3 separate regions of the Mus musculus genome follow, and all the other regions are linked to region 2. A link is a loop called in an ENCODE intact Hi-C map of the cell type or tissue named here. Cell type or tissue: heart. All regions are shown on one strand. Each heading gives the region's core, and the rest is flanking DNA. Links, peaks and the distances in the headings are about the cores only.

Evidence for each region. A loop is a pair of places that touch in the nucleus more often than their neighbours do. Peaks named below come from ENCODE experiments on the same cell type or tissue, not always from the same donor. Only the 100,000 strongest peaks of a DNase experiment are listed, where the experiment ranks them.
Region 1: a loop joins it to region 2, with 6 times the contacts of the local background. A loop is called at or near these places in 3 of 42 quality-filtered maps.
Region 3: a loop joins it to region 2, with 9 times the contacts of the local background. A loop is called at or near these places in 33 of 42 quality-filtered maps.

What each region holds. Positions count from the first base shown.
Region 1 is chr9:42,783,683-42,791,682 of GRCm38, forward strand. The region is part of intron 3 of Grik4 (glutamate receptor, ionotropic, kainate 4); the gene reads right to left. Among named protein-coding and RNA genes, the nearest start is that of Gm36590, 110 kb to the left of the region's middle. In heart, for the core only: a CTCF peak has its summit at 4,967; no DNase peak of the experiment used is centred there; H3K27me3 peaks cover 3,003 bases.
Region 2 is chr9:43,206,383-43,216,958 of GRCm38, forward strand. No RefSeq gene overlaps it. Among named protein-coding and RNA genes, the nearest start is that of Pou2f3, 5.9 kb to the left of the region's middle. In heart, for the core only: a CTCF peak has its summit at 4,927 (motif pointing left); DNase peaks (open chromatin) are centred at 4,169, 4,599 and 4,829; H3K4me3 peaks cover 409 bases; H3K27ac peaks cover 1,238 bases; H3K27me3 peaks cover 1,439 bases.
Region 3 is chr9:43,138,867-43,149,442 of GRCm38, forward strand. It overlaps Pou2f3 (POU domain, class 2, transcription factor 3), which reads right to left. Exons shown (of 13, transcript NM_011139.2): 4 at 7,944-8,048; 5 at 6,353-6,455; 6 at 3,849-3,931; 7 at 954-1,136; 8 at 450-591. Among named protein-coding and RNA genes, the nearest start is that of Tlcd5, 28 kb to the left of the region's middle. In heart, for the core only: a CTCF peak has its summit at 5,755; a DNase peak (open chromatin) is centred at 3,175; H3K27ac peaks cover 277 bases; H3K27me3 peaks cover 1,425 bases.

The DNA.
Region 1 (8,000 bases), core at 1-8,000, 420 kb before region 2:
TGGCTGTGTAAAGCAAGGAAATCAAGGTGTGGAGTAGGAGCTGGGGGAGGGTGCAGAAGAAGTGAGGGAAGGAGGAGAAGGGGTGTGGCCAGGCCATGTACACCGAGCAGGCTAAAGGCAGCTACAGAAACTCTAGGAAGTTCCCAGGCTGGGAGCAGCGGGATCCGAGTCTCAGGGAGAAAACTCAGGTTCCACGTTTTCTTAGTCTGTTTTCTGTTGCTAATAGTAATGCCATGGTCCAGGTCATTTATTTTATTTTGTTTTTTATTAACTTTTAAGTTAGCGTAAAAAGTAATGAGTTCCATTACAGAATTTTCATACATGTGCCTCATTATACTTTATTGTTATTCATTTCTCTCCCCCACAGCGCTCCCCTTCCCCCAATCCTCTATGTTAACTCTTTTCTTTCCTTCCCCTCAAATAGTCCAGATTTCATGTTATATATATTCTATTTCTCTCTTTTCCTCCCTTCCTCTGCTTAAAATTTTCCCTCTCTCATGGTCCCCATTATTCTTTATGATACACACACACATATACACACACACACACACACACACATACACACACACATGCATACACACATATTCATACATACATACATACACACACACATGTACACACATATACATATATAAATACAAACACACTTAAGTCTAAACTCCACATATGAGGAAAAAGGTGATCTATCCATCTGGGTGATTTGTAAAGACAAGACTTATCTGTGCACTGTTCTGGTCTAAGGTTGAGGTGTCCCACCTGGTGACAGCCTTCTTACTGTCAATATCCTAAGGTGGAACAAAGGCCTCTTCTGGTGCAGCCCAGAGAGCCAGTGTGTCTCACTCTTCTGATAAAGTCACAAGATTTAGTCATGGGAACACCACTCTTAAAATTCTATCCACCTCTCTAGGCTCTGCCTCTGAACACTACAGGCGTCTAATGCCTTAAACTCCAGCATGAGTTTCAAAGGGGACAAACCATGTTCAAGTCATATCACACTTGTAGAATAGATTCAAGATGAGAGAGACAGAAACCAAGCAGAGGTCAGGACATGCAAACTCCTGCTAGTCCAGTGTGTGCAGGGCTGGGGGTAGGATGCATATGTGTTTGTGTGCATGTGCGTAGTATAGATGTATGTGTAGTGGGGGTATATGTTTTTCTGTGTGGTATGTGTGTATGTGGGGCGCAGGAAAGTGAGGGGTGGTTTATGTATATTTGTGGTGTGTGTTTTAGTATGTGGTGTGTGTCATGTATGTGGCGTGTGTATGTGTGTGTGGTGTAGTGTGTGTGTTTGTGCTTGTGTGTTGTATATCATGTGTGCATGTGGTGTATGTGCATATACGCATGTTGCAGCAAGTTCATTTCCTCAACCCATTTCTTTTCCGTGGAAAGCCCTGTGCCCCACCCCCACCCCCCCTGAGCTTGCTGGGATGCTTGCTGTCCTCCTGCCTCAGTGTGACGGAGTCTCCCTTCACCCTAGCACTGCTGCTCTTCATTATGTGACCAACTTGAGAGCTCCACTATCAGCAGGGGAGGGCTGGAAGAGGATGGCCATCCTCTTAATCTCAGCGTTCCCAGAACCTGATCCAAACTGGCCATTCAGGATCGAGTCAGTGACAGAAGTGTGTGGCCTGGCAATGACGTACACAGATGGCTCCCTTTCATACCCATGTATATAAACGCACTCCTTTTTGGCACACACAGGGGCCTGTCCCTCTCATGTCACATGCCTGCTCTGAGCCCTATCACCCTGTTTCCAACATAAATCATCCTTGACTGGCCTCTCTCAATCCCATTAAAACGTGATGAATTATTTTCGACTCGCATGCAGGACTCCATATTGGGTTATCTGGGCTGAAACACAATCTGTTTGCTGATATCAAAATGCTGCTGCTCACCCGGGGGATTAACACTCTGACAAAATCATTAGAAGCCTGATGGAGTATCAAGGCCTCCTGAGTTTTCGAGGCATTCATTCCTCAGCCTAATGAATGCCTTCTTCCCAGCTCCTGTTCCACTCCCATCCATTTCCCTGCCTCTTTCCTGGTTGGGCAGAGACTGGGGAAAGCCTTAAGCAGTTTGCCTCTAGTTGGCTGGGCCACCTACCAAGACCCCCGGCTAAGAACTGCCCTTGTAATCCTGTTCCTCTCATGTGTTAGCAAGAAACGCCTGACATCCAGATAGGATGGGAGAGCTTGTGCTGGATCAATACTTGCACTGAGAATAAATGAAAAACTGGATAAAATACAGCATCCAATGTTTCAAGGTATCAGAGACTTGATGGAGCAGAAAGGATCAGGGAAGACCCAACTGCAGAAGGGAAGATGTTCTAAAATGTTCTAGACTGGCCTTTCATCTGGGCTCAGACACTACTAGGCACACAATGAGCTGAGAACACAGTCTGTGTGTGCTGGATTGGTATAGGAGGACAAAGAAGCCACGAGGGTTCTGCTTAGTCTTTGAACAGGACAGAGTTAGAACTGTGGACTTGGAAGGTCCCCTGATTACCGTCCACTGACTTCTCCAGGTCAGTTAGAGAGCTGTGAAACTAAATACTGTAGGAAGTGAAAATAAATAATTACAGATGGAAAGTCTATACAAAAAAAAAAGAATACATTAAACAACATTTTAAAAATAGAAAGCAAAGAATGTGAGTTATTTGGTTTATTTAAGCAGTCTTATATGAAAAAATAACTAGAATTCAAGGCCTTCAATAGAAGGCTCTCTGGGCTCTCAATTAGCACTGGCTACAAAGAGGAGAACCCAAACTCACGCTTTATCAAGACAAAACCTAGCTTGGACTGGGTTCAGTTTTTAATTGGATTAAGTTTTTTTTTTTCTATGTAGCTGGCAAAGAGTTATGCCTCGCCAGAGAAAGACTGTAGCATCTACAGTCTGTACAATACTCAGCATTCAGGCTTTTCAAAAATACCAGGCACATTCAAAGCTAGAACCAGATGACCAACTCAAGGAGGGAGTAGGGAACAACAGAAGCAGACCCACAAGTGATCCAGAGAGCAGAGGTGATAGAAGAAAGAAAAATTTAATGTGGTCATTCTGTTCAAAAAAAAAAAAACTCCAAGAAAATATGCAAACTGGATGAAGTTTCACCAACCAGTTGAAAATAATCTGCTAAAAATTTTAAAGTAAATTTAAAAACACCATTCTTTTTAGTGTGTGTATATGAGGAAGAGTATGTGTGTCCACACCTATATGTGTTTAGATTTGTGTATGTGTGTGTGTGTGTGTGTGTGTGTGTGTATGTGTGTATGTGTAACACACACAGGCATGCACATGCGTGCCTATGCACATGGAGACTGGGGAACAACGTCAGGTGTCGTCCATAAAAATGATTGTACTCCTTTTGAGATTGACTCTCTCATAGGCCTGGACTTCAGCCATTAGCCCAGCGGGGTTGAGCAGTGAGTCCCAGGGATCTTGTCTCTGCTTCCCAGCACAAAGATCACAAGTGTTTACCATCATGCCTGTTAAAATTTTTACATAGCCTCTGGAGATAAAATTTGGATTCTTGTGCTTTGGAGGGCAAACACTTTAGCAACTGAGCTATCGTCCCAGTCCAGACAAAATCCTAAAGAATGAGAGACTCGTTAAAGACGCATGGCAAAGTGGAAATGTCTGGAAACCAGGAGCAAAAGGGCATGGAGTGACCCCTTTGGAGCCTGAAGAAAGCATCTCATTCTCCCAAACCTTGATGTCTCCATTTCTCAAACAGAACAATGAGACACACGGTTTAGTTTTGCAGTGCAGATAAAACTAATAACACACATAAAGGCTTTTTACAAATTACTAATCATTACACAAATGTAAGGTATCATTACTGTAATAGCCTGGCAACAATTCAAAACACAGCACGTCTGATCCCCCGCCAGAAGGACGTTATGCCGATAGACAGGTGAGTCGAGCGTCCTTGATGAATCGTTATAGAGGGTTTCAAGCTTAGGAAGCTAAGAGAGGCAATGATAACAAAACAGTCAGTTCTGTGATTTAGGGATGGATGAGTCGCTTTATGTGCAATCCCTAGACAACAGAAAACCCCAAACTAGATGTTCCCAGAGATCGGCAGACTCTTGGATCACCTGCTTCCATTTCCCAGGTGGCGCATGCTCACGAAATACAAATTTCCACAAATGTGTGCCTGATAAGGAGATATCATGGGCAAGGTAACTCGGAAGCAGCAATATCGAGATGCCTTCCAAAGCTGACAGCAGGAACGCTGGGGCTGTTGAATTCTCCACGTCACCGCTTCCATCTATTAGCACACATTATGGAGAGCAACAGGCAAGCTCGTGCAAATAAAGACAGCAGTGATGATCCTCTCAGCTGAGGTGGCCTAGCCTGCAGCGGGAACATGGCTATTACAAGGTCATGAGCCCAGCCGGAACAAAGTTCTCAGTCTTGTAGGAAAGATGTTATAAATGCTCAAATAATGATACAAGTGATCTAAGACACACAGTTAAAGCGATGCAGGAAGTTGTACAAGAACTGAGTTCATCGGAGCCTTCCTGGCTTAGGTAGCGATAGCGTCTGCTCTGGAACGAGCAGAATCACAGATTCCATGCGAAGGGAAGAACATGAGCGAAGACATAGACCTAAAATGGCAAGTTGGGAGCCAAAAATGAGTTGGTTCTGATATTGGTAGCATGAAAATAGACTCTTTTGAAGATATTAACATGCATTTGCTCTTCCAGCGCTTCGCATAGACTATCCCCCATGGTCTCCAGATAGTCTTCATATGCAATGCAACTCAAGACAAAGGTAAAATGAGCGTCAGGAGTGAGCTAATATAGCCAAGGTCCTTCCACTGAAATGAACTCGGATCCTGCCCTCCACTGAGAATTATCAGAAAGATGAGGAAGGAGCAGAGGAAGAGAAAAAAGGAGAAGAGAGGAACCAGGTTCTCCTTGGTATGTATCCTTGATTCATTGTGACTGTGTTTCGGGCTCCTTCCCATAGTCCCCGACAGATGGCAGCAGATCTAAATGTCATCGTCCTGCGAAGTCCGAGCCAGCTCCATTCCACCTGATGCCATTCCCCCTTAATGGAACTCTATTCCTCTGCGATAAACCACTGCATCAGTAGAGATAAGCTTCCTCTGACCGCTCAGGTGCAGATGAGAGCCATCCTCCCTCTAAGGCCTTGTCCCTTACCCTGTCAGCACCATTCATTGAGTCCTTAGGTCTATTTTCTCTTATTATAATTATTAGATTTGTCTTCACGATCATTCAGCTTTTCATGTGCATTAGAAATGTCTCCTCGAGCTTTTGGAGATCAGCGATCAAATGTTATACTTTTCTAATTTTTTTTCTTAACCTTGAGTGGCAGAGAATTAGACATAGAGGTATTGAGTATGAATGAGCAAGAAACCCAATCCGCCATCGTGAAATCAAATGTATGCTGCGTTTGCTTGGCTTTGATTTCTTCCCCAGAGAGAAACAAAGGAGGCTTGCCAGAAAGTGCTAATGGACTGGAAAAGTTCTGTGTTAATTTACAAGACCAACGGTGTTCACATCTTATCCTTTGAGGATCTTCCAACCCTTCACAAGAGATAACTTCCTACCTTCACAGAGGAACACTCGAGAGCTAATGTCTGCTTTATCTAGAACATAGTGAGAATCCATTTCTTCAGAACGTTCCTAGTCTCTCATGGCTATCTGATCATAGTTAATCAATCCACCCCCTACCCCCAGACACAAAAGTCACAGCCTCTGCTTTTTTCCTTCTAATCAAGATGTCTTGTCTGGGCTGTGCAGTGGAACACACCTTTACTCCCAGCATTTGGGAGGCAGAGGCCAGTGGATCTCTAAGTTCGAGGCCAGCCTGGTCTACAAAGGACAGCCAGGACTGTTACACAAAGAAACCCTGTCTTGAAAAACAAAACAAAACAAAACAAGTCATCTTGTCTGGGTTGGCCCTGAAGTTCATTATGTATTCATTAGACTATGCCTGTTTTGAGTAATGGCCCTGGAACCCTTCATTATTTTCATTTTGAGCAGTCATCTAGGCTGCCTGGTACTTAGTCTTCCGCTGTATTTTCCACACATCTTCCCACTTAGAGACTGCCTAGCCCCGTGGTTCTGAATGCCATTTGTACACCAAGCAGCTCCCTTGTTCCTCTCTCTATTTGAGACGGCTTCTCTGTGATCTAATATCTTATGCCCATTTGACTCCCTGGTGTCTCCACTTGGATATCTTTTAAACAACTCAAATCTAATGTCTACAAATGGAATTCATCTCTCTCTCTGCCTTAACCCCAAGCTTGCTCCTCAGGTCCCTCTTTGGATCTCAATAAGCAATATCCATTGTCCATGGCTACCTAGCTGGCCATCCTTAAATTCTTCTTCATCCTTCATAACTGGTCAACTTAACCCCAACCAGATCTCACCTCTTCATCATCTCTCCCCTAAGCCAATATTACCCCTAGCATGGGCTAGTAAAAGGTACTATGGGGGTAAGGGTGGGCAAGATGGCTCAGTGGGTAAAGATATTTGCTGTGGGGCACGTGTAAAGGTGAAAGGAGAAAAGTGACTCTATCGTGAAATCTCTCCATATCGCACAAATACACAGGTGACGGTAACTAATCTAAAAAACGAAAGTCCATGCCTATCACTAACATCATATTTGAGCTTTAGTTCATTTGTTTATTCAGCAATCTAGGAAATGTCTACTCTGCATCAGTCAATGTTCACAAATGAGCACAGCGGGTTCGAGCACCAAAGCAGAACTGCTACGGAAAGGAATGCACGAGGCTGATAAAGAGGAAGGCTGTGAACAATGAGGAGCAGTGGACGTTGTCAGGGGACACCTCACAGGGAGCCTGACATGAAAGATGCTGCTAGAGAATTAGCAAGAACCCACCAGGCAGACACTTGGGACACGCCCTCCTGGGTGTGAAGACGGAGAGATGAAAGTGTGGCGTGTTTAGGGAGCTGGAAGCAGACAGAGGAGGAGGCAGGGACTAGAGTACAGAGTACTCTATACATCCCTGCTGGGGGTGTGGACCTTGGTTTTATCAGGAAAGAGACTACCTACTCTTTACTCTGTGTCCAGTATGAGAATCAAACCAGGCATGCACAACGCAAGGAATATGTTTATTTATAGCAGTGGTTCTCAACTTGTCGGTCGAAACCCCAAAGACTATCAGAAAACACAGAGATTTATATTATGATTTATAACAATAGTAAAACTACAGCCATGGAGCAGCAACAAAAATAATGTCATGGTTGGAAGTCACCACAACATGAGAAAATGTATTAAAGGGTCACAGCATGGCAAAGTTGAAAACCACTGACCTACAGGGAATGACAGTTTACCTGAGGATTAGAAAATACAAGCTGGCCAGGTTTAGTCACTTATTTGCTTGGTTGGTTGGTTTTTCATTTGAGACAGGGTTTCTCTGTGTAGGCCTGGTTGGCCTAGAATTCACTAGGTAGACCAGGCTGGTTTTGAACTCACAGAGTCTGAAGGTGTGGCATTAAAAGCATGCACCATCACACCTGGCTTTGGCCAGAATTTTTTTTTTTTTTAAGGAGGTTGCAAATCGTGGCCCAAAGTCGACAGACAGTATACCATACATAAGGCACTAACTGAGAAAGGCTCTTGGCACACTGAGAAACTCACATTAACTGGGGAGGGCAGAGCTTGGGAGACAGGAAGAAAGCATTGTAGCAGCAAATGGACAAGGTCAAGGCCAGATGGGGCCACAAGCTAAACACACAAGTGTGCCTGCTCTCCAGGGATTCCCCTGTGGGATCTGTCACCTCCACGCTCCCCAGGAGAAACTTAAGCCTCCATCTCTGGTTGCCACCATCTTGTGTCTCAAGAACAACAAGGACAACCTTCACCACTCCTCAGTCCTCCACGCAGCCCATGGCTACCAAGGTGACACCATTTCTCCCCAGCCGGGGCTCTGAGACACCATGATTTGCATTTCAGTTCAGACTTCTTTCTGATGGTTTCAGCCAAAGCTTGGGAACGACTCCCTT
Region 2 (10,576 bases), core at 1,500-9,499:
TTTACCCTTGTCACTTGCAGCAGCTTCTTCTGACTCTTTCCAGGGCTCTTTCCAGAGAGACACGGCTGTCCCTTTCCTGCCGGTTCCCACCATCAATCACCTCTGGTCCCAAGTTATGAGGGAGAAGGGTGTGGAGAATATTCGCCAATGTCAGCAGTTGTGATGGAGTTCACTTTTCAGGGACTGGAGTGACTTATCCAAACTCTGCAATTTGCCAGAGATGGAGCCTGCAAGGGCAAAAATCTCCCACTCTTCAGGGGCCAGCGAGTGACTCTGTGCCTCAGAGGAACACATCCAGCCAGCTCAGAAAGCCGTGTGCTGACAGGAGGGCAGAGCTTCCCTTTTCATCTCCTTTCCAGATACGATCCCCATTAACCTTCCACCCCCAGCCCCAGCCCAAGTCATTTCCGAGGATGGTCTTGGGCTTTTCAGCCTTAAAAGGAAGAAAGAGAAAGAAAGAAAGAAAGAAAGAAAGAAAGAAAGAAAGAAAGGAAGGAAGGAAGGAAGGAAGGAAGGAAGGAAGGAAGGAAGGAAGGAAGGAAGGAAGGAAGGAAGGAGCTGGAGAGATGGCTCAGCAATTAAGAGCACTGACTGCTCTTCCAAAGGTCCTGAGTTCAAATCCCAGCAAGCACATGGTGGCTCACAACCATCTGTAATGAGATCTGACTCCCTCTTCTGGAGTGTCTGAAGACAGCTACAGTGTACTTACATATAATAAATAAATAAATCTTTTTTTTAAAGTATACTTTTCTCCTGAGATTTCCATTCATAATACCCCAAGCTTACTGTGCTTCCGCTCTGGACTTAGCATGGTGCTGAAAAACTTTAAGGGTGTCTTTAATATTATTATTATTGTTATTGTTATTATTATTACTGAAGTGCTGTAAGTTCAGAATCAAGATGCTTATGCATGTTAAGCAACTCCAAAGCTGTATTCCCAGTCGGTTCCAATTTTGAGACAGGGTCCCCTTATAGAGTCTAAGACATTCTCCAAAATGTAATGCACATTAAATAAACCCTGTAGGGGCTGAAGAGATGGCTCAGTGGTTAAGAGCACTGACTGCTCTTCTAGAGGTCCTGAGTTCAATACCCAGCAACCACATGGTGGCTCACAACCATCTGTGATGGGATCTGACAACCTCTTCTGGTGTGCCTGAAGAGAGCGTACTCACATAATAAACAAACAAACAAACAAACAAACAAATAAATATTTAGGCAGGCGGTGGTGGCACATGCCTTTAATCCCAGCACTTGGGAGGCAGAGGCAGGTGGATTTCTGAGTTCGAGGCCAGCCTGGTCTACAAAGTGAGTTCCAGGACAGCCAGGGTTATACAGAGAAACCCTGTCTCAAAAAACAAATGAACAGGGGCTGGTGAGATGGCTCAGTGGCTAAGAGTGCCAACTGCTCTTCCAAAGGTCCCGAGTTCAAATCCCAGCAACCACATGGTGGCTCACAACCATCCGTAATGAAATCTAATGCCCTCTTGGAGTATCTGAGGACAGCTACAGTGTACTTACATATAATAAATAAATAAATCTTTAAAAAAAAACAAATGAACAAACAACTCAGTACACAAACAACCAAACAACCCCTGTAATAGTAGCATGGTGTCTATTTCACAGATGGGAACACTGGGGCTTAGGGAGTTTAACTTGCCACACAACACAGCCCATAAACACCAAGAACAGAATCTCCTCTGTGTTCACAGCACTACTCTCTTTGCTCTAGTGAACCATTTAAATGCCCTCTTTTTTTGAAGCTGGAACTGATCTGGTGCTGGGGAAATGGAGAGGCCCACCTATATCCTCTCTATTTTCCCCTTAGTACTGGGGATTGAACTCCGAGCGAGCATCCTGCATGCACGGTGCAGGACATGATTGGAACTCTGCAGCCTATGTGGAGGGTTATGTGGGCTCTTCTTAGCTCACTCCCCCACCCGGACCCCCTTTTCTTTCACTGACTTGATGTTTCCTTCTGTTGCCCTCAGGTCCTGGAACGATAGTGGGCACAGCAGACCTCAGAAAGTTTAAGTGCCAAGTGGAGGAGCAGGGACAGCCTAAGTGAGTCTTTAGGGCTGGGCAAACTGCCTGGCCCAGTCATACCCACTTGCCCCTCCTGGCAAGAAGGAAGGGACTTTCTTTTCCTTTCTTCTGGAGATCAGGTAAGGGCTTTGGGAGGTACATGTGGCTCTGGGAGTCCCACTTTTGGGATATTCTCAGCCTGTCCCTTCATTCCACATATCCTATTTTCCTTGCTGGGCTCTTTCCCTGGGCTCAGTGTCTGATCTACAGCTGGGCTCACAGGCCACCCTCCCAGAAAAATGCCTGCACCAATTCTGCAGAACCCATCTGTGATTTCCGTATCTCTATTTGCATACATTTGCATGGCCTTGTGCACTCAGAGTCTGGTCCTCTGAGCACTTTAGGGCCTGGTGCAGTTTTCTCCACATGGAATCTCCCTGTTTTCTCTCTGAGCCTCAGTATTCTAGAAGCCAGAGAAGTTTATATATTTATGTCCAAGAGCTAACTACCTAGGACTCTGGGGTTGGGGTGTGTGTAGGCAAGGGTGTAGACTTTTCAGGGAGGAAAGCACTGAGAGAGACAGAATCTTGGGAGTTCACAGTTGGAAGCAAAGCTTAAGGGTTCCAAAGACTGGGGCTGGGGTGGGATGGGATCTGGAGGAGGGGAGAGGTTGGCAAATATTGTCTTAGCTATTGTTCATCTCTTCATTCATCCATTAGGAGTACGTGCTCCACTAGTATGGAGAATGGTGCTCCATACTAACAATACAACATCTTTGGGTTTGGGTGTACCTGGATGGGGACGGGGGTGGGGTGGGGCAGTGTGGGGGAGCACAGAGCAACCTCAAGGGTCATTCATCAAGTACTAGCCCCCTTCTATCTAGAGACAGGGCCTATTTTTGCCCTGGAACACACCCAGTAGGATAGGCTGGCCCCAATGCAGGTGCAGGCCACCCCACCCAAGGGACGGAATTCGGGTCCTCTTGCTTGCAAAGTAAGCATTTCTCCACCAAGTGATCTCTCTAAGCCCCATAGGGCATCTTTGGGTTGTTTGTTTGTTTTTGTTTTGTTTTGTTTTTTGCTTTACTTTAACACTCATTTATTTAGTTGAAAAGTAAAGTCACAGGCTGGAGAGATGGCTCAGTGGTTAAGAGCACTGACTGCTCTTCCGAAGGTATATGATGGTTCATGTACAGTGTACTCATATACACAAAAATAAATAAATAAATCTTTTTAAAAAAAAGAAAGAAAAGTAAAGTCATTAGCCCCCACTTATAGATGGGGAAACCAAGGGAGATTAAGACAGTCAGGAGATGATGAAGTTAGGGTTTAAATCCAGTCTGGCACTGGCATCTCTCTCTCTCTCTCTCTCTCTCTCTCTCTCTCTCTCTCTCTCTGTGTGTGTGTGTGTGTGAGAGAGAGAGAGAGAGAGAGAGAGAGAGAGAGAGAGTGAGAGTGAGTGTATGTGTGTGTGTGAGTGAGAGAGAGAGAGAGAGACAGAGAGAGAGACAGAGAGAGAGAGGGATGAGTGAAGAGAAAAGATGCTGTCTGGAGCCAGAAGAGCTAGCTTGGTGAACACAGTTCCTTAGGTTTAATCCTCCTGCCTCAGTTAGCAAGAGAGAAACCAGACAAAAGAGTGAGATAGGAGGCAGCCTGGAGGTTTAAAGGGGGCAGAGAAAAAAAAAAGGGAGAAAGAAGGAAGGGCAGATTTCAATGCCTTCGGACATCAAAAGAGTTACATGCAAATAAATGTAAATAAAATGCAAATTGCCTCACCTCCCTCGCTCTACTCTCTTTGTAGAGCTGGAGGATTCATTCAGAGAGTAGCCCAAGTTGAATGACTCGGTTGTGAAGCCTTGATCACTCTGACCCCTCCCTGGGTCCTTGTGGTGTGACCTCTGACCCCTCCTCCCCTGCAGCTCTCCGAGCAGCCGAAGCTTCCCCCGAGCTCCATTTGTACTCGATCAGCTTCTCTTGCTTCAAGGCCGAAGTCTGGAGTCTAGCTTCGTCCAATGCCTGCGCTGGAAGTGTTCTGAGACTCCTGCGAGGGGGTGGGCTGGGGGTGGCCGTCTCCAGCCTGGTTTTCTCCCCAGAGGGAAAAGTGGCCTTCTTGGCAGCTGGCCTGCAGAGCACTCCCGCTTCCTGTCTTGTCAGCTGGATTGAGTTGTCAGGGCTGGGAGAAGGGTGGAGAGCAAAGCGTCCTGGAAGGCCACCAAGCAACAAGTCCCTTCTAGCTCTTTCCCTCTGCCAGATGGGCTGCAGGGCCCCGTGCATGGTGCTGTGGAATGGGGGATGGGGGCGGGGAGGGTGTCCTCTCTCTCTGTCTTAAGTTCATAAAAGCCATTGAGTCCAAGTTCAGCTCCCCCACCTCAAAGAGAAACAGAAGGAAGGAAGGAAGGTAGAGGCGAAGGAGGACTCCCGAGTCTGTTTTGAATAACACCTCTGACTAAATCGGATGGCATCACTGCCAAGAGGCATATTGCAGAAGACAGAGCAGGACAGCGCCAGGGTGACAGAGCCAGAGGTGTCTTGGGAACCAGGATAAAAGCAGCTGCATCTGGGGAGTGGAAAGGAAAGGACACGGGACACACAGTGCTGTGCTCTGTGCTGATGTCCCCAATGCTGACTGTCCTATGCCACTCTCTGAGCCTGCTCCCCAACTTCCTGCTGCATCCAGCCCTCACCGTCATCACTGAAACTCATAGCTCATTTTGTCTTCGATGGCTTAGAATAGTCGATTTAAAAAAAGTCCTTAATTTAAAAATAGCAACGCAAGATTTTTTGTTTTCTTCCCAAATCAGCTTTTTGACCTTGTGCCCTGCTCCAGGTCAGCCAGTCCTTTCTTGGCTCTTGAAGACCAAGACCACTTATACTCTCAGGGCAAGCCTAGGCTTAGCGTGCCCTCTTGTGGAAGTTTTGAGTGTAACCTTTGCCTATAAAATCCCAGAACCCTTCTGTGGACAGGGCAACCACAGGTCAGGACCTGAGTTCCAGACAAACCGAGATATTGATGCAGTGTGGTCTTCAAGTCTTTGATTCCCATTAAGTACTGGACCTCTCTGTGGATCTCAGGTTTATCAAAACAGTGAAGAAGCTCTGGGCTTTGGGAGGTGTCTCTTCCCACTGCCTTCAAAGGTGCTGCAATTACCCTGAACTCAGTGGAATTAGAGGCCATAGCCATATCAAGTAGCCACCACAGCTACCTGCTGGCTTAGGAACTAGAGATGTCACAGGTATCGTCCTTCTCCTCTGCAAGCTCTCAGTGTCTGAAAGCTTATAGATCATGAACAGATGAGTCCTTCTTCTTATGGTGGAGATCCTAACAGGGAAGTTGTAGGTTTGTCATGAGGCTCCAGTGGGGAGGGGGTGTACCCTGCTGGAATCTGGTGGTAGACCTCGAGAAGAACTGGCTGAGGAATAGACAGCCATGAAAGGTAGGGAGCCATGAGCCACACACAGTGGGGCAGGAGACAAAGTTTCGAGGGAGCAGGGTGACAGCAGCAGCCCTGCTGGGGGACAGTCAATCAGCCTCGCCTGGACAGAGGAGATACTTAGATGGCTTCTCTGATGGCCCAGATGACTACAGCTCAGACCAATGGGAGCATTTCTGGGGCGGAGAGAGTTCTGGTAAAAAGTCTGGTAAGTAACTCCAGAACTTGAGAATTGCTTTGGAGTTGAAGCTAAGCTGGTGCGATGGTTTGTATATGCTTGGCCCAGGAAATAGCACTATTAGGAGGTGTGGCTTTAGAGTAGGTGTGTCACCGTGGGAGTGGGCTTTAAGACCCAATTCCTAGCTGCCTAGAAGTCAACCTTCTCATAGAGGCTGGCCGATGAAGATGTAGACCTCCCACGCCTGCCTGGATGCTGCCATGCTCCCGCCTTGACAATACTGGACTGAACTTCTGAACCTGTAAGCCAACCCCAATTAAATGTCCTTATAGGAACTGCCTTGGTCGGGGTGTCTGTTCACAGCAGTAAAACCCTAACTAAGACACCTGGGCTATCTACTGAGTTGTGGCTCAACCTTGGCTACAGGGCAAGACCCTGTCTAAAAAATAAGTCTGGAAGCAGAGGCAGGTGGTCCTTTGTGAGGAAAGAGAAGTGGAGGTAAAGAGAGGGAGAGACCTGCCCACACGGGAAGGCTTCCGAGGAAGCTTCTAGAGTTTATTCTCAGTAGCACAAAGACCCCAGGATCAATTGAGTTGGATGTTCCCCTCCACCCTCCTTGTTCTTTGAAGGCCCCAGAAGGCTGGTTCCTGGGTGCATAGCACCTGCCCACTTTATCCTCAGGCTTCAGCCAATGTAAGTGTCCATGGCCAATGAGGGCAGGACACATATAGAGTCAGGGCCTGTAGCCCCAGCTCCTCGCTGCTGCAATGTCACACATCTGATGTTAGCTTTTACTCTACCCAGACCCTAGGGCTTAAACAGCCTTTGCCCATACTGCTTCTTCAGCCTGGCCCACCAGTGACCTGTTTGCCCCTGGTCAGGGTTCCCTTAGACCTGCTGTAAATAAACCACAGTGTCACAAAAGGCAAGCCCAGTTAATTCTGTTGACAATCCCACCTGGGGACCTTGGAGGATGGCCACAGCCACCACCACGGGAGGAAGACAGAGTGGGTGGAGACACAGGGTCACATGGCAGGAACCCCATGGAGACCTGTACCAGACCTCATGAGCTTCCAGCTGACAAGACTGTGTAGTGGGTCACGAGCCACCGAGCCACACCAGAACCTAGGCTCAGCAGCAAGACTGACCATTGTTTTCCAGGAGTGTCATGGTATCTTTCATTGTCTGGCTCTGGCTTCTGCTGCATATCACATATCAGGCCTTAAAAGGCAGGGAGAGAAAGACAGACATTCCGTTCCTGCTGCCTTCCCTCTCTTCTTATAGGAAACAGAAGCCCCCAGTTCCACTCTCTCTCTCTCCTCTCTCTCTCTCTCTCTTTCTCTCTCATTTTTTTGAGACAGGGTTTCTCTGTGTTCTCTGTGTAGCCCTGGCTGTCCTGGAAGAATTCTCTTTGTAGACCAGGCTGGCCTCAAACTCAGAAATCCGCCTGCCTCTTCTCTCTCTCTCTCTTAAAGATTTTTTGAGACAATGTTTCTCTGTGTTGCCTTGACTATCCTGGAACTTCCTCTGTAGACCTGGCTGTCCTCAAACTGTCTTTACCGTCAAAGTTCTGGGATTAATGGCTTGCACCACCACCGTGGCCCAGCCCCACACCTACCTTTCCTGCACTGGGAAAAATATACTTTTTATTTTTTCCTCCCCATCCTCTGGATCCCAACCCCTCCCCAATTCCTTGGAAGCCTCCCCGTGTGGGCAGGTCTCCCCTTCTCTTTATCTTCACTTCCCTTTCCTACCCATTAGCCTTTTAGCCCTGAAACTATTCAACTCTTTCCCTCCTAAAAGAAAAACTGAAAACTGCAAAGATGCATTGGTTTTTGCCACCCAGCCCTACATCTCCTACTGCTTCAGCAAGCTCGCACATTTATTTTTTGTCTTTTGATTGATTGATTGATTTTGTTTTTGTTTATTTTGTTTTCGTTAGTTAGTTAGTTTGCTTATGACAGGATCTCTCAATGTATTCCTGACTGTCTTGGGACTCTCTGTGTAGACCACGCTGGCCTTGAACTCACAAAGGACCATCTACTTCTGCTTCCTGAATGGTAGAATTAAAGGTGTACACCACCACGCCAAACTTGTATTTTAGACAGTAGCCAAGGCTGAACCACAACTCAGTAGGTAGCCCAGGTTAGCTTCAAATGCAAAGCAACCCCCCTGCCTTAGACTCTCGAGTGCTGGGATTATGGGACAGACTTCTTATGAGCTCTCTCCCTACTCCAAAGTTGCCACCCCAGGAACGCTCAGGTTAGGCTGGGCTGCAGTCAGCTGGACCATCAGTGAAGCCAGCCAGGCACCTCCTCTGTCTAGGTAAGGCTGACTGACTGTACTCCAGCAGTGGCTTTATGGTAACACCAAGAGATAGCAGGCATGGTGGGGTTTGGGTGCATTCTGGAGCCCAGCTCTTTGGTCAGACATCAGACTAGGATGTTATACAAAATACATTTATGGTCTTTAAGGCAATTGTGCTTAAGATGGGAGCAGGCCTCATCCAATCCAGTGAAGGCCCACGAGAGACTGTTAAAGAAGGATGGTGACCTAGATAGAGAGAGCTTCTGCCTGAGAGTAGGGTCCTCTGGCTGCCTGGCACATCGTAGCCTATCTTCTGCAGCGTCGTCACCCCTCCAGGACTTACAGATTTGCTAATTCCTTAGGGGTCTCTCTTCTTCTGAGTATATTTATCTTAGGGCTTCTGCCTCTCTGCAGAGCCCTGGCAATGTGGGGAAATGGGTGAGAGGGTACGTGGGAGCATCCACCGCAATCCCCTTGCCTAAGGCCCAAACACTTCCTTACCACTTGGTCCTTATGATCTCCAGTCTGGCTTGTAAGAGGGACTGAGAGCAATCCAGCTGCCCAGCTGGAGCCAAGCAGCTAGGATCTGATGGGCCATGAGTGGGGAGGGTGGGGTGGGAGTGGGAAAGAAGGGGTTGGATGTGAGGTACATTTTAGGGGTGTCCAAAAGAGGGAAGAAGAGGGCTTGTGAGTTGTGATAGATGGATATTGGGGGAGTATCTCCATGAGGCGACCTCAAATTTGTGATTTTTCCTCAGCCTCCCAAGGGTTGGTATTACAGGTGAAAGCCACCGTGCCAGGCTCTGCTTTGGTTCCTCTTGTCCCTTCCTTTCTCCTTTCTGAGACAGGACCAGACTGGAACTCACAATGCAGCCTCTGATCACAGCTAAGATCACAGCTGCACCTTTGGTTTGTTTTGAGACAAGTTGTCACTCTCACTCTGTAGTCCGGGCTATCCTGGAAGTCACTTTGTAGCCCAGGATGACCCAGGATGCCTCAGCCTTCCAAATGCTGAGATTATGGCACGTACCACCATCCTTGGCACTTAGTAAAGCTTTAGTTATTGAGACAAAAGTTAGTCTTGAACATCTTATCTTCCTGCCTCTAGTTTTACAAGTAGATTAGAGGTGTGTAATTACTGCTGGGATTACAGGTGTGTGACCCCATGGTGCCTCAGCTGTGTTCCCACTAGTCACTGGCCTTGGGCAGGTGTCTTAGGGTTCAATTGCTGTGAAGAGACACCATGAACATGGCAACTCTTATAAAGAAAAACATCTTTAATTGGGGCTGGCTTACAGTTTCAGAGATCCCCATAGTCTATCACAGTCTCAACAATGTTTAAAAGCCCAAAGTTCAAAAGTCTTTTCTGAGATCCATGCAATCGCTTAATCATGTAACCGAAAAGCAAAAGCAAAAAGCAGATCACAGAGTTCCAACATCACAGGGTATACATTAGCATTTCAAAGCATCATGCCAAGGAAATACTGGACCAAAGCTAGACAGTTGTTTGCTGCTTTCCTGGCAGGTTACCATGGCTCTCACATCTCTAACATCTTGAGAGGGGAGGATCCAAGGTAACTTCAACTTTACAGCATCTTGTTCCAATGTCTGGGACCCACACATGATCTTCTGGGCTCCTCCAAAGGGCTTGGGACATTTTCCCAGTTCTTTCTTCTGTGGCACTCTAGGCTCTGGCTGACTCCACTCTACTGCTGCTGTTCTTGGTGGTCCTCCCATGGTACTGGCATCTCCAATACACTGGGGTCTTCCACTGCAACTAGACTTCACCAATAGCTTCTCATAGTCTTCCTTCTTGGTGCCAGCCTCAAGTTCTTTGCATGACCCATTCAGCCCTTCGCCATCAACTGTTGAGGCTGCACCTTCAACAATGGCCTTTCCTGGCCTTTCACAGTGCCAAGCTTCAGCTGTTCTCCATGACTCCTTCATGCCTTCAAAACCAGTACCACCTGGGTGATTCTTACAGATTAGCAAATCTGGCTTCCAGCATGACGGCTATCTCTGGAACACAGCTTTTTTGTGCTCCCAGAAAACACTTCTCAGAAGATTTCACCTCAGAGATGCTGGTCTCTTCTTAATCACTGCTAATTTCTTAGCTCCAGTTAACCATCATCAGTTGTTTCAGTAATCCCTTTTAGTCTTGTCTCTAAAGCCTGAGCTACATAGCTAAAGTTACCGAGTTCTGCTGCTTGCTGGGGCTGGAACATGGCCCCCCTGTTCTATTGCACCATCACCAGCTTTCTGTTTTCCAACTCCTTCATTGCTTAAGATTGGCTGTCCAGGAACTTGCTCTGTAGACTCACCTTGAACTTAGATCTACAAGCCTGTGACTCTTGAGTCCTAGGATTAAAGGTGTGTACCATCATGCCTGCACCTGAGCCTTTCTTTACCTTTTCCCAAGATCTTTATGAGTATGGCCACTACGCTTCAAGACCTGGATCCCAGGTGTACTCTTCATCTCATTCCAGATTAAAAGTTCAAATGAAAACAATAACCAGGTAATAATAACATGATATTACTATTCCTTGCTCAACTGCAAATGCATAAACAATAAGCTTAACTCAGTGGGATCTTGCCCCAAGGTCACCACTCCCTTAATTCCATTTAATATCCTTGAATAC
Region 3 (10,576 bases), core at 1,554-9,553, 67 kb before region 2:
GGCCTGGGACTTCTTGCCTCAGTGAGACCCTGCAGGGCCCTCTTCCTGGTCTCCTGACTGAGGCTGATCCCATACAATTTGAGTAAGTAAATCGAATCTTGCCTCTAAACAGCCGTCTTGAAATAGAAGTTAACTCTAGAGTAGGGAATAGAATAGAATAGAATAGAATAGAATAGAATAGAATAGAATAGAATAGAATAGAAGGCAAACTGTCTTGGCCACAGATGAGCCACAACTGCCAAAGGGCCCCCTCAGTTATAAAAATGACATTTTCATCTCTGTTTGCCAGTCTCCTAAGTCTCATTTCTTGGTTCGTGCCAGGCTGAAGAGGAGAAATGATCCTATCTCTTACCTTGCTCAAGCCCGTCATGCACAAGCCCCCTAGACTGTCCCCTGTGGAGTCTCCTGGGCCCCGTTCTGTGCTTACTTCGCATTTCCCTGCTGCCCACCTGCATCATTCAACCACTTCTCCAGCAGTGGCTTGAGTTTGCACATGTTCTTGAAGCTCAGGTTGAGGGCCTCAAATCGCGAGATGGTAGTCTGGCTGAAGTCATTGCCATACAGCTTTCCCATCGCCAGTCCCACATCTCCCTGGGAGAGGAGTCGAGAGGGAGGGAGGTGAGGGACAGATGTCCTTTTCTTGCCCACTTCCTCCACCATCCTAAAGCTACCACACAGTCAGAGCCCTGAGCATCTGCGCACAGCCTTGTATCTTCCCAGATCTTTTTCCTCTAGGACACAAAACCAGCTTATTTCTCTCCTTGCTCTAGGCTGGACCATGCCATTTCCTGGTCCTTATTCCTCGATCTCCCCGAGCAATGCCCTCACTTTCCTTCCCACTAGCAACTCGTGCTCTATTCACAGGGAACAGGATGCTCCTGAAACCCGCCCTTGGGAAGACACAGCCTCTATCACACAACCCAGTTCTTCCAACTCCGGATCCCAGAGCAAACCTGTGTGAAGCCTAGCTTAATGCGTCTCTGCTTGAAGGTCTTGGCGAACTTCTCCAGCTCCTCCAGGTCAGTGGGCTCATCATTCCCTCCGGGGCCAGGCAGATGCTTGGGCCCTGGCAGGTGTTGAGGAGCGTCCAGGTGGGGCTCTAAAGAGGATCCTGATAGCCCAGGGCGCCCAACTGCCTGATAAGGAACACACGCTATGGTAAGCTACAAAGATTCAACAGGACACACTGACGTGTCCGCAGTTGTTACTGAAAGATTCACTTAGAAGGTGACAGGGCCTTGGGTTCACTGAGCCCTGTTGTTGCAAATGGGTGGGGATAGAGACTAGCATTTCTATGATCTGGAACAAACACTGGGTACACAGAAAGAAGCAAGACAAGGAGGTGGGTCACTTTGGCTTTTGGTCTGTGACTCACTGACCCAGAGAAGGTGACTTCCTCTAGTCAGCTTTCCACCATAAAAGGAACTGGCAGGGTTGTTTACTGTGAGATCTGAGATCTCAGCTTGGGACAAATCTCAGCATGGGACAAGGGAAAGGTCATTTGCTTGGCCTGTTCTTTTCCATAGAACAGAGTGATGGAGCACACAGAACAGTCACAGACTGAAGACAATAGGGGACATCTGGAAATCCAAGACATGAGTTATAAGTGTCACTTTACCATTCTCTTTACTGAGAATACCATCGTTGATTTTATGTATCTTTTTTTGTTTTGTTTTGTTTCAAGACAGGGTTTCTCTGTATAGCCCTGGCTGTCCAGGAACTCACTTTGTAGACCAGGCTGGCCTCGAACTCAGAAATCCGCCTGCCTCTGCCTCCCAAGTGCTGGGACTCTTACTTGTTTATGTGTATGGGTGTTTTCGCCTGCAGGTGTGTGAGTGCACCAAGGTGTGTTCTTGGAGATCAGAAAAGGGAGTCTGACCCCTTAGAACTGGAGTTAGAGGTGTTTGTGAGCCACCCATTAATCCTGCAAGTCACCAGGAAAACCAACCACACTATTTTGGGCCCAATTCAAAGCAAGCATTTATTGAATATTAAATACTGACCAAGAGATGGACTTGGATGGCTCCCTGGAATTTCCCAGCTAGAATTGCCCCAAGCATGTTCAGCAGCTTATGGAAACAAACCTTTAGGCCACCTGTACTTTCTTTCCCATGAGGCTTTGTTATTTCTCAAGAACTACAGTTCCCAGCACCCCAGGAAGTTACCCGGCTCCTGGGCAGGTGAGGCTTACAGGTTAACTTTGGGCGTCACACACCATTTGGATTCTGGAAACTGAACCTAGGTCCTCTTCAAGAACAGCAAGTGCTCTTAACACCTGAGCCATCTCTCCAGCCCCTTGAGCTATTAATTATTCTACAAAGAAGAAGTGCAGTCCAGATCTTGGGGGCCAGGTACTGGGGTCCAGCACAGAGACTGCTCACTGCCTTTGCGGACAGTGGGTGCAAATCCCCTTGTCTCTTCTGTTTTGCTTAGAGAAAGTTAAATCCCTCTTCTGCTCTGGCATCCTCGTGAAGAAGAGGATAAGGAGTCAGACTCAAGTTAAGAAGAGCTTGCCCCTTGGTTTTTAGAAGAGGACTCTCCTAGCTCAGAATGGCTAGAAACGTCACAGATGAGCCCTGCTTTGCAGGAAATGAGGGTCAGGGGTGGGGGATGGAGGGAGGCAGCCCAAACAGGTCCTCGGAGCAAAGTTTTAGGAGCCCCTGAACATTCCTTGTCATTAATTAGCCTGCTATTTCACTTGACAAACTCATTGAACAGCACAGTTGCCTCCTCTTCCAACAACTGCCTAATTATATCAGTTTGACGTCCCAGAGTTCCTCCATATATCCCTCCTTGCTCTTGCTTCTGTGACTGTTGGTCAGCCCCGACGAGGACCTTTCTACTTATATAGGCATAGACAAGGTCTCTTTGTGTTCCTCAAGCTGGTCTTCAACAAGCAGTTCTCATGCCTTAGCCTCTCTGGGAGCCAGGACTACAGACAAACCATAGCACCCTGAGAAGAAGGATCCTAATCACCTTCTAAACGGCTCCTCTGACAGTCTCTTTATGTTCTAATACTAGATGCCAGTGCTGGCCCTGAGTATGCTCTAGAACCTCATAGTCATAGATTGGGGTCATAGAACGATGCCATGCTTGGGGAACAGCCAGAAGGAAGAAAAGTGCAATCTCCAGCTTAGCTGCCCCCATTTCTATGAACCACTAGGTGGCGCTCCCCCTCTAGCTATCTTCTATGGACGTTAGGCCTGGAAAAACAGCCAGGGTTCTTCAGTGAGCCTTGGGGATTTTAGCCCAGAGAAAGAATATTAAAAGTCTATGTGGTCATTTCTGGCCATCCCTTGTAGAAACAAGTCATGCATCTATCTGTGCAGGCAACTTGACAGGGGATCCCTGGCAAGAAACAGACTTTTATTTCCCAATTGATAATAGGTGTTCTGTGTATGATCCACATCAGGTCTGCATAGAGCCCTCCTGCTAGATCTCAGCCTGCTTGCCCCCCCAACATTCCATCCTCCCCCCCCCCCCCCCATTGCAGGATGTGGTCAGCTGAAGTGGTCCTAAGGTGAGATACTGGCTTTGACACCCTGCCCTCCTTGGGACTTGAGAGATTCTGGGTGGACCTGGGGAATATCAGCATCCCTGAGTAACTGGCTAAATCCTGAGAGAGCCAGGGATTGAAGCTGCTGGCAGGCAGCTGGCTGCCTTGGGAGCTTCATTCTAGTGACAGGGAAAACTACCTCCTTAGGGATAGTTTGAGGTTTTCCCAGGTACCAACAGGGAGAACCCCCAGAATGGGTGTCCTACTAAGGACGGGAAGACCGAGGAGTTGAAGTTTGCCCAGGGCTGAGACAATCTGAGAAGAATCAGGAGAGGTGGAGGGTAGCAGTTACCTGGGAGGCAAGGCCAGGCCCTGTCTGTGGGAGGAGTAGAGTGCTTTGTTGCTGTGGAAAGGAGAGAAGATTCGGCTGCAGACCTGAGTGACAGGGGAGGGACAAAGGGACAAAGGAACAAACAAACAAACAAAACAAAATCCAGGCCATTTGAAAGACGAGCTGAACATTGAAACCATGCTAACTGCCCCCTCCTCCTGCTAATCTAATCAGGTCCCATAACCCACCCTAAGCCTGCTTGAAAAGCCCTGTGGGCACTGCTAGCAATTGCCACATACTGGTGGAGGCCAACCAGATTCAGGGATAAACAGCTGTAAACAGCAGTCCCCAAACCTGTCCTGCCTGCCTGCCTGCCTGCCTGCCTGCCTGCCTGCCTGCCTGCCTGCCGATAGCCTAGCCACAAAGGCATAGGAGGGTCAACTCACTCTCCCTGAGATCTGATTAGCAGGGTGAGAAACCCTGAGGGAAGAGGACACAGGAATGACTACAGAGCCCCAGGGGAAGCCGGGTGTTTCAATCTGCCTGCAAGGGAAAACAGCCGGGATGTTTAGGCCAACCAGATCTGTAAGGACAGAGCAAGCAGATGGTACCATATTGCTGGGAAAGGTACTAGGTCATTGGTCAGAGGCTCCTGGAGACCAAGTCATTAAACTCATGGGAGGCAGGAGAGAGCAAGAGGAAGGCCAGATGCTGGGGCCTTCAAACCCCCTTGGGCAGTGCGGACTCATCTACAGGCTGCCTTGCCTATGGTCTTCTCTCTCCTTTTGTCTTCAGGAAAAGTGCCAAGAGAAGGCCCTGCCTGTCTGATGACTGTGGTGTGTAGCATCTGTCTTCTGGTGGCCAGAGTCAGCACTTTTCACTCATAGCAGGAGGGAAAACCCCCCGCCACCCCCCGCCCCCAGATTACCAAAGCTGACAATAGGGGCAGATCTCAGACACTCAGCATAGACAAGATCCTTGGGATATCTGCCCTGCCCAGGCAGTTCTGGGTAACTAATGTACCACAGGTGCTAAAGTTGGCCCTTCCGCTCTTTAGTCTCCAAAGGTCAAAAAGGTAAGAGAGGTCTTGGGGGAGCCCTGGGCTGGGAACAAAAGGCTTGAGTAGTAATTTAGCTCACACTACATTCTGCAATGTGCAGGGGCTTGTCACACGAACGGGACCAGGCGGCCATCAATGGCCTTGCAGTGTGCAGCTTTACATTTTTATTTTCATAGGAGGAAATGTAAACTTGCAGAACTTATGTAAATTTTCTACAGAAGTGCATCTAGTAATTTAGAAAAAAAAAAGTTTCTCTGACTGCACATTTTAACCTGTTTTGCTGTCCCTTCTATTACATTATGAGCCTATGCCCATGGGTTCTGGGCCTGGGTCGTGCTCACACCACACACACACACACACACACACACACACACACACAGTACAGGCTTCCAGAAACAAGCTGAACTAATGCTTATCTTTTCTTTCCTACCCAGCAGCATACATTCTAGTGCTATTCCCAGAGACCCCGCTAGCTAAGGACAGGGCCTGTGTCTCGGGCAGGTGCTCAGAGTGGGGTGTAAGCTACCTGGATTTCCAAATACTCCTCTTGAGTATAAGCTATCCAGAGCTCGTACTTCCAAGAGCATCTTCAGCCCCATTTGGCATAAGTGGGTGGAAAGGCAAGCAAAGCAGAGCAGTGTGATAATCTCAGATCACGGGGCTCAGAGCATTCTGGAACTTTCTAGTAGGTCACCAGCACGCAGTAAGGCTATCTATAGCACAAGTGTGCTCTGAGAGACAAGTCAGGAAAACAACTCAACAGACTCGCGGGCATGTTAAGCAATGATACCTGGTGTTAGTAATACTCTGATCTGTTTGCTCAGGGTTTTCTGCCAAAGACAACCTGAACCTATTTCTATAGCCTGTGGGAGGCACTACTGTTCCATCCGGACAGAATCAAAGCCAAGCCAATGGGAGGGAAAAGGCTCAAAGCAAGCAGACTTCCAAAGAATCCGACTCATCCATCGGACTCATTTCCCAGGGAGCTTCGACTTCCTCGTGTCACCTCCACCCATGTCCCCACCATTCCAAACCTTTAGACTCAGTTTCTATGAAAATGTAGTTCCAGCAAGAGCCTGGGCAGGAAGGAGAAACAGGAACACTGGATGGTCTGGAGGGGCCCCACAGGGACCCCTCCCTATGTCTCAGGCACAGAAGCTGGTCTTTTTCAGATAGAATTTCTATACATAGCCCAGGCTGACTTTGAACTTGCTCCTCCTGCCTCCGCCTACGAGTGTGCTAGGTTTAAAGATGGCACTGTGCCAGGTTTTGGGTAATGCCAGGAATCAAACCCAGGGCTTTCCACAGGCTAGGCAAGCTTTCTATCAGCTGAGAGCTATTCCCAGCCCCTAGCTAGTTTTCATACCAGAGGAGTGAGTAGTATCTGTGACACCCTTGTGCCCAGTAAGAAACAACAGCCTTTTCTAGACTCTGGTAACGACTGTACAAAGCCCAGGGTGCTTACCTTGCTGCCCAGGTGGGGTCTGGGAAAGCAGGAACTGGGATACAGACTGCAAGTGGCCAGGGACCAGCACGAGCTGCTGGAGTGGATGGAGAGAAGCCATGTCCTACATGTGGAGAAATGCACAGATGTTATACCGTCTACAACTGGAGGGCCTGAAGCCTGCTGGGCTACGACTCATATAGTCCCTGGGGCTGCAAACTCTGGAGGTTGTGGGCAGTATCCTTGCTTCATGTTGCTGGGTGTTTTCGACCATCCATTTCCTTAAACTATCCTGTCACTTGAGTATGCTAAAAGCCACTCTTCAGTTATTTCCTGTGCCTGAATCTTTCTAGAAGGTATTAGGAAATGGGGCAAACTATCAGTTATTAAAAAAAAAAATTATTTATTTATTTCATGTATGTGAGTACGCTATCGCTGTCTTCAGATGCACCAGAAGAAGAAGAGGACATCAGATCCCCATTACGGATGGTTGTGAGCCATCATTCGGTTGCTGGGATTTGAACTCAGGACCTCTGGAAGAGCAGTCAGTGCTCTTAGCCATCTCTCCAGCCCGTTATCGGTTATTTTTGTTGTTTGTTTGAGACAAGCTCTCACTCCATAGCCATGAGAGTTGCAGGCCCTGGATTTGTAGTAAATCCCTTCTGCTTCAGCTTCAGGAAACTGGGATTACAGGCACACTCCTCCGTGCCTGCCTCTGTGGTTTAGTTTTGAGACACAGTTTCTTATTATGTAACCTAGAGTTTGCTCTGTAGAGCAGGCAGGCCTCCAGTTCACAGAGATCCACTTGCCTCTGCCTCCTGAGTTCTAGGGTCAAAGGCGTGTACCACCAAGCTCTGTCCCAGGCTTACATTTTAATAAAATCCATCCCTCTGAACCTCTCTCACCTGCTCAAAACATAGAAACGACAATCCCAGCATCTGGAGGCTCCAGACCCCACAGACCGGGGCCCTGTGCACATACAGTTGCACATTCATGGAATGTGGAAGGTGAAGGGGTAACTACATATGTTGCTTTCAAGTATGGTTGGGAAAATAGATCTTTCTCTCCCAGGTGACCCACAAGCTCTCCTTGGAGGCTTTCATCCTAATGGCCCAGGTGATCACTTCTCTCCCAACACCAGCCTCCATTTCAGTTTAGTTTTATCATATAATCTTTAATGGGCACAGAGAAGGCCACTGTCTGTCCCCGAAGGCCCATAGCATAGCTATTGGAAGCTTTGGTTTTTTTCAAGACTGGCTTTTTTTCAAGGCCAGCCTGGTCTACAGAGTGAGTTTTAGAACAGCCAGGGCTATACAGAGAAACCCTGTCTTGAAAAACCAAAAAAAAAAAAAAAAAAAAAAAAAAAGACTGGCTTTTGTTTCTGCAAAAGCAGTGATACGTCCTTTGTCTCTCACCAGACTTCATTTCTACAAGGATTGCTTTTGGAACCCCACATACATAACTCTGGGCCTCCTTTGTTTGCAATGGGGGCTCTTTGGATGGATTCACAACGTGTGCCAAGAAGAGAAGCCCAGCATTTTGTAGAAGGGCTGGACTGAGCTCACCAGCCCAGTAAACACACCAGGGGTCAATGGACCAGGCTGGCACCTACCCCAGACATTTGGTTTCCAGGCATCATGGTAGGTCCTTGGCTCAGGTGGCATGGCCTGTGGGAGAGGGTCTGCTGTAGAGAGTCACCCAGATCCTCCGTCTTAATCTGCAAGTAGAGGGATAGGGAGAGGGTGAGCTCTGGGCTCCCGAGGCAGACAGAAGCAGAACCGTGAAGAACAAGGTGGGAGATGAGTGGCAAGTCTGGAGAGAAAGTGGAGCCAAGAATTCCCCGGGCTGAAGGGATGGATGGGACCAGTCTGCGAGGCAGAGCCGTCTACCAGCACCAACACCCTTCTTGGGCTGTGCTAGCATGCACTTGGAATTCACTTGGAATTTAGAGAAAACCAGGATAGCATAGTGACTTTTAAAAATAAAGAAAACTGCCAGGCAGTGGTGGCGCACGCCTTTAATCCCAGCACTTGGGAGGCAGAGGCAGGAGGATTTCTGAGTTCAAGGCCAGCCTGGTCTACAAAGTGAGTTCCAGGACAGCCAGGGCTACACAGAGAAACCCTGTCTCAAAAAACCAAAAAAAAGAAAAAAGAAAGAAAGGAAGGAAGGAAGGAAGGAAGGAAGGAAGGAAGGAAGGAAGAAAGAAAGAAAGAGAGAAGAAAGGAAGGAAGGAAGGAAGAAAGAAAGAAAAAAGGAAAGAAGGAAGGAAGAAAGAAAGAAAGAAAGAAAGAAAGAAAGAAAGAAAGAAAGAAAGAAGGAAAGAAAATAAGAGAGAAAAAATAAAGAAAACTTAGGTTTGCTCATACTTTTGCTATGATGACCTTTAGCAAGTAAAGCACTTGCCACCAAGCCTGATGACCTGACCTCCATATATGTACTACAACACATGTCTACATACACACACACACACACACACACACACACACACACACACACACACACGAATGAATGAATGAATGAATGAATGGATGGATGAACGAGTAATAAATAAGTATAATTTTAAATTCTGTAATGAGAAAGCTGAGCCAGGAACTCCAGTATATTCCTGTGATGTCCGTGCTTGGGAGGCTGAGACCAGAGGACTGCTATAAGTTCAAGGCCAGCCTGGGATGCATGGTGAGTTTCAGGGCTAGTGAAAATTCTTGCCTTAGGAAGATATCACAAAAGACTGTCCTCTCCTTATAAAGCCACAATGACAAAATCTGAATCCACCAAAGTATGCGCTGGGAAAACAGTGGGTTCAATGACAGGCTTCCTTATGGAGCAGGCACAGGGGCACGGGCACATACAGGAGCATGGGGGACCTCAGAGCAGCCATCCTAGAGAGTCTTCTTCCAGCATCGATGATGGCTTTCCCATGGCTGCAGAGAACACCCACTCCATATCTGTGGTACACACACACACACACACACACACACACACACACACACACACAGATCAGAATTACATATGACTGGCAGGAAGGAACAGAGAGAATGCTATGAACCTCAGATAAGCCTCTAACAGCCCTCCTCATCCTCCCAGGTGGGGATTTCATCAGTCAACAGGCCTGATCTGGAGGCGGCGGGGTGGGGGGTGGGGGGGGGATCTCTTACAAACAGTCTCAGCTGCTCTGATGGCAATAATGGCTGTTGTGATTGAAGGATAGCTCGGAGGATAACATGACCCTGTCACAAACAAACAAAAGCAAAACAAACAAAAACCCAAACCACTGAAAATAGTCTTCAGTGGCTAGTCTGATCAGTGTGACCATGCACTCTGATCACAGTAATTGGGAAGGTGAGGGAGGGGGATCATGTCTGAACTCAGCCTGGGCTGCACACAAAACCAACCAACCAACCAACCAACCAGACGAAAGAACGCTTACTAGGATAAATGTTTGTAGATCCTTTGCTTTTCTACTGCACTGGGCTATCAGAATTTCCTTTCTGAGGTGACTGTGTATCTAAATAGTATCTTTAAAACTCTCTAAATGTATGGATTGCCATCAATGAAGCTTGCAAGCCTGGAAACTGCCTGTCAGGGGACTCTGTCCATTCATCTCTTTTGTCTACCTTCTTAGCGCTAAGCTACATCTGCTGAAGCCCTCTGGGTCAGCATGATTTTGGTGACAGGGTGGCAGTCTCTCTACAAGCAGAGGAATGCCTTCCTTACAAGAGCCTGAGAGACCCTTGGTGGTTTCCAGTTCTTCCATCTCTACCACCCTTCCACGAAGCACACAGGAATCCTTCCTGTTGGGTATTTGCCTGACCCAAGCAAAGAGTTGAGAGTATGAGCTAGACAAGGTGGTGCACGCTACTGCTAGAGGACCAGGCAGGAAGGAAGGTCTCCAGTATAAGGACTGCCTGGGCCACATTGGGGAAACCTACCCCCCAAAAACAAACCACAAAGCTAGATAAACAAACAAACAAACTGAGATTAACATCTGAACCTGTGCTGAGTCCCTGTGGAAAATGAACGTTGATCACCAGGGAAAGGATTCTCATTGACTGACAGGAAGGAGCTAAATAGTGGGAACCTGAAGAACATTAATTGATTAAAAGACAACAATGGGGTTGGAGGGATAAGTCATTGATTAGCAGCATTTGCTGTTATTCCTGATAACCAGGACCCACTTCAGGTGGCTCATAACAGCCTGCAACTCCAGCTACAGGGGACCCAATGCCTTCCTCTGACCTACAAGAT